Linked DNA regions of Homo sapiens: region 2 is linked to region 1. The links are chromatin loops, found by intact Hi-C in ENCODE. Cell type or tissue: GM12878. All regions are shown on one strand. Links, peaks and the distances in the headings refer to the core of each region. The heading gives the core; the rest is flanking DNA.

Region 1 (4,407 bases), core at 322-4,321:
GTGCTCCAGCCTGGGTGACAAAATGAGACCTTGTCTCAAAACAAAACAAAAAAAAAAAAAACACTCACAAGAAACCATTGCTGTTTCATAGAAAAATGACTTAGCAGAAAATTTCCATAATACTTTCAATTCTTCATCATCCCTCCAGCACCACCTCACTTAATCTTTACCGTAACACTCGATGCATCCATTAATTAACCTTCAGAAGAATTGAAGTGCTCTGAGGATACTTTTAAACAAAAAAAATGTGTGGATCAAACCAGTCTTCTCAGTGGTGAATTGTAGCTCAGTATTCCAATTGTGCTGTTTCATGACCATTTTGCTCTAAAGCTTTCTCACTGAACTTCAGAACCAGCTCACAAGTTCTCTTCCCTATCCTGAAGGAACTCCTCTCACCTGTAAACTCACATAACCCTTTGTTTATTCTTGTCTTGTGTCATTGATAATCTGCCTTTCTTTAGAAAACCTTATTCTAACAGCCTACAGATTCCATGAAAAGATACTGGACTTTATTCATCTTTGTGACCTCCTCCATATCTAGAAAGAACCTGACTCATATAATATATTCTTACTAAATATGAATATGTTTCCAAAACCCAGTACTTTGACAGCTAGTTCCATTTAAATGATCAAACACTACCTAAACATTCTGAAAAGTAAAAAAATAAAGAAAAGGAATAATAAAAGTTTAAACTTCAGTATTAAATGGACTTAGACTCAGATTCAGCTCTGAAAATTACTACCTGAAACACACAATGGGCAATGTTTGCAGGCTCATTAAATTTCATATTTTCCTTTTGTGAAAGGGGGATATTAATGCAACATAATTCTCAGGGTTATTGGGAAGAAACACAATGCCTGCCATTATAATAAATGACTAATAAATGTTCACTATTTATATTTGGCTAAATGTATCAGGGCATCCTCTCACTCTCCCCCCATCTCCTCTGCAAATTGAGCACTTTTGCTTCCAATCGAGATCGCTAATGTTCAGCAGCCACCCCTGCCTTTTTCAGTGACAACCACCTCTGTTGAATTCCTCCCAAGGTTACTAACAGCTCAAGCAAAGAATGTTGGGATATCAAATATTCTGCAAATATTCAAACCACCTCTTGAGTAAATCCCAGTCCCTGTGAATGAACCTCCCTTAAGCAGCATTTATTTGAGAGAGTGGGCTGATTTGAGCTTCCTTGGGGAGATACAAAATTGAGAGAATGGAAAGGGATTTTAATTGCAGAAAACACACGCAGAGCTTCAAAAACAGATGCCAGAGTCCTTCAAAGCTGTTTATGCTTCTTTACACATTCATTTACTTTACCAAAATTTTACTTTTGGCAAATTCAGGACTTTTCCACTGTACTGAGCAAGCATTTAAAACAACTGTTTCTACTGTAAGCAAAAGTCAGCAGAGGAGGAAAGAATGCAGAGGAAAAATTGCTGAAGTCTTCCTACAAACTGGAGGATCAGGACCAATACATACTGCTTATATAAAAGTTGTGACCCACAGGGTTCATGCCTGGAACCCTTTAATGAGGCCATTAAAGACACATAATCCAGATATACTAAAGTAATTACACAAAATGACTTGAGTCTCTTCATATACATATTTTAAAACCTACTACAATAACTCTTCCTCCACTCTCCTTAAAACCCCATTGAAAACCTACTAGCCCTATAAAAATACGTAGCTTTCATAACTCTAGGTACCAGTGAAAAATATTAGACAGAGATCGCTATCATTATTTTACTTTATTCCTATTGTCTTCCTCCCTTTCCCCTTCTCCAGATGCTTCCTAGGAACATGAGGGAAGAAAAGAGATTGAGAGAAACAAAAAATTCCTCTGTAAACATCATGGGAAAATAGGAAAGGCAAATTCTGAAAATGTCATATTAATAAATCTTTTTCAGCACATAAAATTAAAATGTAATACTTGACTAATATTGGGATATTTTTATTGCCTTGTTATCAACTTTCCTCTTGGTCCAGCAACAGATTGCCTACAAACACTCACATGTATTAAAAATTATTTGTCTTTCTTCTTTTAAATTTTATCTCAACTTCCTTTCAAATAGTAGTACCTGAGACTTAGAAGTCTTTACCCTAATTTAATGCTGACCTACCAAGAGGATATATGAGTTTCAACTTAGAGAATAAACAAGTGTTGGGGGGTTGTAAAAGTTTTCTTTTTACGGAAGTGCTGATAGTTGGTTAAAGAACACTAGTGAACCATTTATTTTAACAGCTTTTCATTTCCTGTTTCGGTTTGTAATACCTGTGAGACTTAGAAAGTAAGTGCTATCCTAGACAAGTTTCATTTGGTAAACATTGATCCATTTGCTTTTATTCTGATTAGAGCTGAAATAAACTGTTCTCTCTCCCTATTTTCATTCTGTGTCATCCCAGTTGGAAGTCCTGAGCTGAGCCATGGCTTTCGTTCAAAGTGCTTTCAGCATAAGCACCGCAAGATCCTTAGGTGCCCCACTTTCTTATTTCAGCAAAGAACAAAAAGTGAAGGTTTGTGTTGCTTCCTCTTGCACGGAAAACAACAAGCCTATTTTAGAAAAGGAGAAAATCTAATCCTTTTGAGGTACCATATAACTCTTGGATAAAGTGTTCTTAACAGTTTTCTGACAGACCTCACTTCAAATCATGGGATGATCATCTGACCTTGAGCAACTGACCTCATTTCATCGGACCAGTTTCTCCATCAGAAAAATAAAATTAACAATAGTACTCTCTTCAGAGCATCATTATGAGGATTCAATATAACAGTGTTTAATAAACAGAAGATCTAGGAAAAGTCTTATTACCTTATTACCTATGGATTCTCTTCACATATGGTACTAGGAAAAAAATACCACTGGGAGGTATTATATATACTTCCCCAGACCAATGTTATATTTCTGAGAGATGCATCAAATATAGTCTTCTGTGTGTGTTAGGGGTGGGAGTGAGTGAAGGGTCCAGATAAAATATAAATGACTTGATAATTGTTGAAAAAGAAATAAGGTACATAGGAGTTTGTCATATTATCTTATTTTTGGATAAGTTTGAAATATTCCATAATCAAAATATTAAAACAAACAGAAGGAAAACAAAACTCTTGGGATGTTGGTCCCCAGGACTGTGGGAGAGGCAAAAAGATCACATAAATTTGGTTTTTCTTGTATGCATACATTCCTTGTATTTTTGTCTAGAAATATCTTATCCTCATTCTTGCCTGTATTTCTGCCAGAACACGTTGCTGCGTATGTGCTTTTTAAGCATCTCTAAGAATATACTTGGCAGTCATATTTCCCCTTAGAGAAGTGGGAGGCAGAGGGCACAGAGGAATCTTGATTCCCCAAGGAAAAAATTTTCTCCTTGGTTATTAACATGAGAGCTGCCCCAGGTTGCTGAGAGATTACAAATCACATCTCTGTTTTTGGGGGCCCTTGAGGGAAAGGAGGCCAGGGAAACAAACTCACTGGGAATGATGTGTGGCATCCATGGAAGCCATCTGGAGATACACTCGTAAAAAACGCGGTGTTGAAAAGAATATGGCAGCAGCTTCTGCTCTTCTTCTGGAATTGGCTTCCAACCTTCTTCATTTAACCTCCTTTAGCCCAAAGTGCACCATAGGCTGAGAATTCCAAAGGCCTTGTTTTGACATGAGGCATTAATCAATGTTATGATACAGTTTCTGCATAATGGGATGCTTTCATGTCAATCAACCACTGACTCAGACTTCTACGACTACGAACAATCCAATATGTCTACATTCGTGTGGTTCATAGTTTGTTTGATGTCTGTCTTCACTGAGAAAAATTATGACAAAAAATTTTACTCCTCCTCCCCTTTTTTAAGGGATTTGGACAAGAACTTAAAGAAGACATACAAAAATGAGGCTGAACAAGTCTTGGTCCCAGCAAGTAATGGTGTATTAATTATCTACTTCTGCATAACAAATATCACCAAAGTAGCAACTTAAAACAACATTTGTTATTTTCTCACAGGGGCTATGGTCATCACTGGATCACCTGAGGGAGGTTTCCCTTCCAAGTTCTCACATGGCTGTTGTTAACATTGAATTCCTCATAGGCTGTTAGACTGAGAACCTCAGTTCTTCACTGGCAAGCCTACTCTAGATTGCTATAATAAGCCAGGTGATTGGTTTCATTAATTATTATTTTTGTCTTTTCTTCTTGATAGGGTGAAAACCACAAGTTTACTGTAAAATTCAACTTACGATATTTCTACTTGGGAAACCTGCACACCCCAGCCTCAAAATGCCTCAGTGCTACACTGATTTGAGTTGCCTGGCCAACCTCTACTGATCCATCAGATCTCAACTTAAAAGGCCTTCTCATAAAATTAGTTAGGGAGGAGTCCCTCCTTTTCAATTGTTTGAAATAGTTTCAGAAGGA
Region 2 (4,407 bases), core at 297-4,296, 160 kb after region 1:
CAAAGTGAAGGTGATGCTTGTTCTCACTATGCCACTGAGAAGTTGGAAGGATGCAAGAGATGAGCAATGTCAACAAGTTTAGTGTCACAGAAATGTTCAATCAGACCCTAGATTAACCATGCTGGTTTCTATAAGATATGAAACAGAAAGGGCTAAAGAGCAAATTTAAGTAGGTAAAAAATTAAGTTTACTACCATTTCTATTCTTCTCTATATTTGTAAGGATATTAAGTGTAAGCTTTGAAAAAGCAAACATCCTTCCACAAACAAGTTGGTCCTAATATATGCCAGATAGTTCTGCATGTTTTGATAATAGTAATAATAATACTAATACTGCTACTTCTAATCATTATTATTATTATAATCCTGAGAGCTAATTACCATTTACTTAAAGCTTACTTTGTGCCAGGTGCTGCACTTAAAAATGTATTGTATGTTTTATCTTAATTAATCCTTGCTGAGCTAAAATGAGCTTCATTATTTTCCTTTTTTAAATGATGAATCTGAGACTCATATAAATTATGGAACTATGCTAGACCACATAGCTAATGAGAAAGAGAGCAAAGACCATGAAGGCATGTGACCTGAGATTAGCACCTGTATCTGTTACACATAGCTGCATTTCTATTCTGGTAGCTTTATGTTTTATGTGACCAAGGGTAATCTACACATTAAATTGTTTGGTTCTTTACAGCATGTGGCTTTATGGGCATAAGTTCAAAGGTTCTGCTGGAGATTCTGATGTTATGTTAAATTAGAGCAGTTACATTCTCCAGTTGGTTCTCTGGAGGTTGTATGGCTTGTTGTGATGGGGCTAGGAAAACTGTCACCTAGGTCCAATTTGCCTTGAATAACCATGGGTTTTTTTTTTTTTTTTGGTAATAAACCTATTATGCCCATAAATTACAGGTCATGCTAAAACACCTACGTTGTAGAGACATTATGGAGATTAAATCAGATACTAATGTAATGAACTTACTACTTAGCAAAAACTTATAGAACTTACCAGGTACTTAGCAGGAACCACTCACATGCTAAGTACCTAGTAAACTATAATTAGCAAAGACAACCACATGTGCATTTACATCATCATTTACATTTATATAAAAAGATATTAAAAAATGTAAAGTCCTTGAGGAAAGTCATCATGTTTTATGTGTCCGTGTTGAATCCATTGAGTGTTCAACTCTCCTTAAAAGCGAAGTCATCGCACAGTGACAAGGCAAGTGCAGTCAGTTATTATGAAGCTAAGGGGATATCCAGCCCCTTTACCTCTGGAGTACCTGGACTGAAAGTACCCTTGGCCCACAAAAGAATAAGGAGTCTACAGCATCAGACATGTGCCTTCTGATGCAGGCCTGAAGTCTTGATCTGTGTTTCTAAGTCTTGAATAAAACTGTCCTCCCTCTACCAGACTGCGTCATTACTTCTCTCCAATCTTTGGACAGAATTGATATGTATATTCAGGAGGTACAAATACTACAGAGGCTGAGACTCCAGAGTCTAGTTCTTTTGGTTGCCCTGTGAGTGTTATACAAGAGAAGAATGCAAAACCATGGCCTATTCTAAATATGTAATATGTTTTATTGTAGATAATCTTTGAATAATCCTAAATGAGAACTGGGATTGCCTTTTGCTTAAACTCAAGGCAAACAGCTTTGTAAACTCAAGCAATTATCTCAAGATAGACAGTCAGAAAGGCCTGGTTTGGAATTACATCATTTGAGCTAAACCACTATACTCTATAACTCACCCCATTCCTACCGTCATCAACTTTCATTTTAAATAAGAATACCTATAATTTAAAGACTATATTTCTAATTCTCAAAGTTCAGATTCATAGGACACTGACGAGAGTACTTCCAGAGATGTTGCCATTCTGGCATCTCATATTTCACCATGAACTTAGTTTAAGAGGGGTGGCTGGCTAGAAATGAGTCCCAGTCCCCCATTGCACAGAGCTGTTTTCTGAAACTTTGCCTCTTTACCCTGTTAGGTAAAAGCAATATGTGTGACTCCCCAGCAAGTCATCAATCACTTGTTGGGGCTGGATGTGTGTTGCATTAGTTGGTGTTCAACAGTTTGTTTTTTTATGTCAGGCAACAAAAGGGTTCCTCCTGTCATCCTGAGATTAGAATGCTCTCTGTACATCAACATGGTAGGTATGGACAATTAGATTCACAGGAGTGTTGGAAGATTAGAAGAGTCCTCACCACCTGGTCCAGACAGAGGAGCCAGGATATTCAGCATTCCTTTAGATTTTAAATGAAAGCCAAAGTAAGAGGCATAGCTCCTGATTTTCATTTATACAGTCAATAACACAGAAGAAATGAATCTACCCTAGACATTCTTAACCATGAAGCCATATAATTTTTTCCTTCTTGTGATTTTTCATGTACAGTGAGCTCATGCTATGTTTTGATATCTAAGGACTGAAATGACCTAAGAAGGAGCAATAAATTTAGACATAATCCTTATAGATTTGGATTCTAATAAATTATTTACTCATTTATGGGGATAGAAAAATCATTAATAGCAGACATGCTGTGAAAATTTAGACCTGAGTTCCTGTGGGGCCCACATATTCCTGGTAGCTTCACAGCCCTGATACTGATCTCACCTCAGTGATTCATCAAACAGTGCTTCTATTTTTAGCAGGTAAAAACAAAACAAAACTCATCTCTACAATGTTCAGTTAGCATACTTGGTTCTCAGAAATACTGATGTTTCCAAAATGGAGATATCTCAGTGAAAACATCCTTTTGATACCCAGGTACCTATGTTCTCTAATGATGTCCTAAATCAGCTGAAACTATCCACAATTTACAGGTGGGATGCTTATCAAAAATTCTGGCCATACTACAATAGAATTGGGCTGGCTACATCTGGTAAGATGAAGAGTTGAAGTAACCTGGAGTAATCCAGTAGACATGGCAGGTCTGTCTCCAAACAAAAGTCCCAAATCCAGAGGTTTCCAGAGGACCAAAAGCAACAGATGAGAATGTAACTGAAAATGGAGAATGGAGATTAAACTCGAGAGGAATAAAGCAGGACTTTTTTGGTCTTCTAGGTAGGATGGTACAACCCTGAAGAGGAGCACATCAGGAATAGAAGCACTGACCAGTCAAAAGGGACGCTTATGGCAAACTCAGGCCCATGTTCACAGGCTGTTGATCCAGCCCCAAGATTACTGCTTGTTTCTAGAGTGAGACAGGGGTTCAGAAGCCAGTGGGTGAACCCTATGCAACATCAGGACAAGACAGAAACACTAATCTCCAAGAAGAACTGTATTAGTTTGTTTCCACACTGCTGATAAAGACATACCTGAGACTGGACAATTTACAAAGGAAAGAGGTTTAATAGAGAACTCACAGTTCCACGTGGCTGGGGAAGACTCACAATCCTGGTGGAAGGCAAGGAGGAGCAAGTCACACCTCATGTGGATCGCAACAGGCAAAGAGCAAGTGCTTGTGCAGGGAAACTCCAGTTTTTTGTTTTTGTTTTTGTTTTTGTTTTTTTGAGATGGTGTCTCACTCTGTCACCCAGGCTGGAGTACAGTGGCACTATCTCAGCTCACTGCAGCCTCCACCTCCTGGGTTCCAGCAATTCTCCTGCCTCAGCCTCCCGGGTACTTGGGATTACAGGCATGCACGACCACACCCAGCTAATTTTTGTATTTTTAGTAGAGACAGGGTTTCATGATGTTGGCCAGGCTGGTCTCGAACTCCTGACCTCAGGTGATCTGCCTGCCTCAGCCTCCCAAAGTGCTAGGATTACAGGCATGAGCCACCGTGCCCAGCCAGAAACTCCTATTTTTAAAACCATCAGATCTCATGAGACTCATTCACTATCACGAGAACAGCACAGGAAAGACCCACCCGCATAATTCAATCACCTCCCATCGGGTTCCTCCTACAACATGTGGGAATTAGGGGAGTTACAATACAATATGAGATTTGGATGGGGACACAGCCAAACCATATCATTCTGCCCCGGGCTCCTCCCAAATCTCATGTCCTCACATTTCAAAACATAATCATTCCTTCTCAACAGTACCCTGAAGTCTTAACTCATTTCAGCACTAACTCAAAAGTCCTCAGTCCAACATTTCATCTCAGACGAGGCAAATCCTTTCTGCCTGTGAGCCTATAAAATCAAAACCAAGTTAGTTACTTCCTAGATACAATGGGGGTATGGGCATTGGATAAATATAGCCATTCCAAATGGGAGAAATTGGCCAAAAAGAAGGGGCTACAGAACCCATGCAAGTCTGAAATCCAGAAGGGCAATCTAATCTTAAAGCTCTAAAATGATCTCCTTAGATTCCATGTCTCATATCCAGGTCATCCTGATGCAAAAGGTGGGTTCCCATAGTATTGGGCAGCTCCACCCATGTGGCTTTGCAAGG

What was found. Peaks named below come from ENCODE experiments on the same cell type or tissue, not always from the same donor. Only the 100,000 strongest peaks of a DNase experiment are listed, where the experiment ranks them.
Region 2: a loop joins it to region 1, with 1.9 times the contacts of the local background. A loop is called at or near these places in 1 of 110 quality-filtered maps.

Annotation. Positions count from the first base shown.
Region 1 is chr10:107,845,592-107,849,998 of GRCh38, forward strand. No RefSeq gene overlaps it. Among named protein-coding and RNA genes, the nearest start is that of LINC01435, 220 kb to the right of the region's middle. In GM12878, for the core only: no CTCF peak of the experiment used is centred there; a DNase peak (open chromatin) is centred at 2,278.
Region 2 is chr10:108,003,195-108,007,601 of GRCh38, forward strand. The region is part of intron 4 of LINC01435 (long intergenic non-protein coding RNA 1435); the gene reads right to left. Among named protein-coding and RNA genes, the nearest start is that of LINC01435, 64 kb to the right of the region's middle. In GM12878, for the core only: no CTCF peak of the experiment used is centred there; no DNase peak of the experiment used is centred there.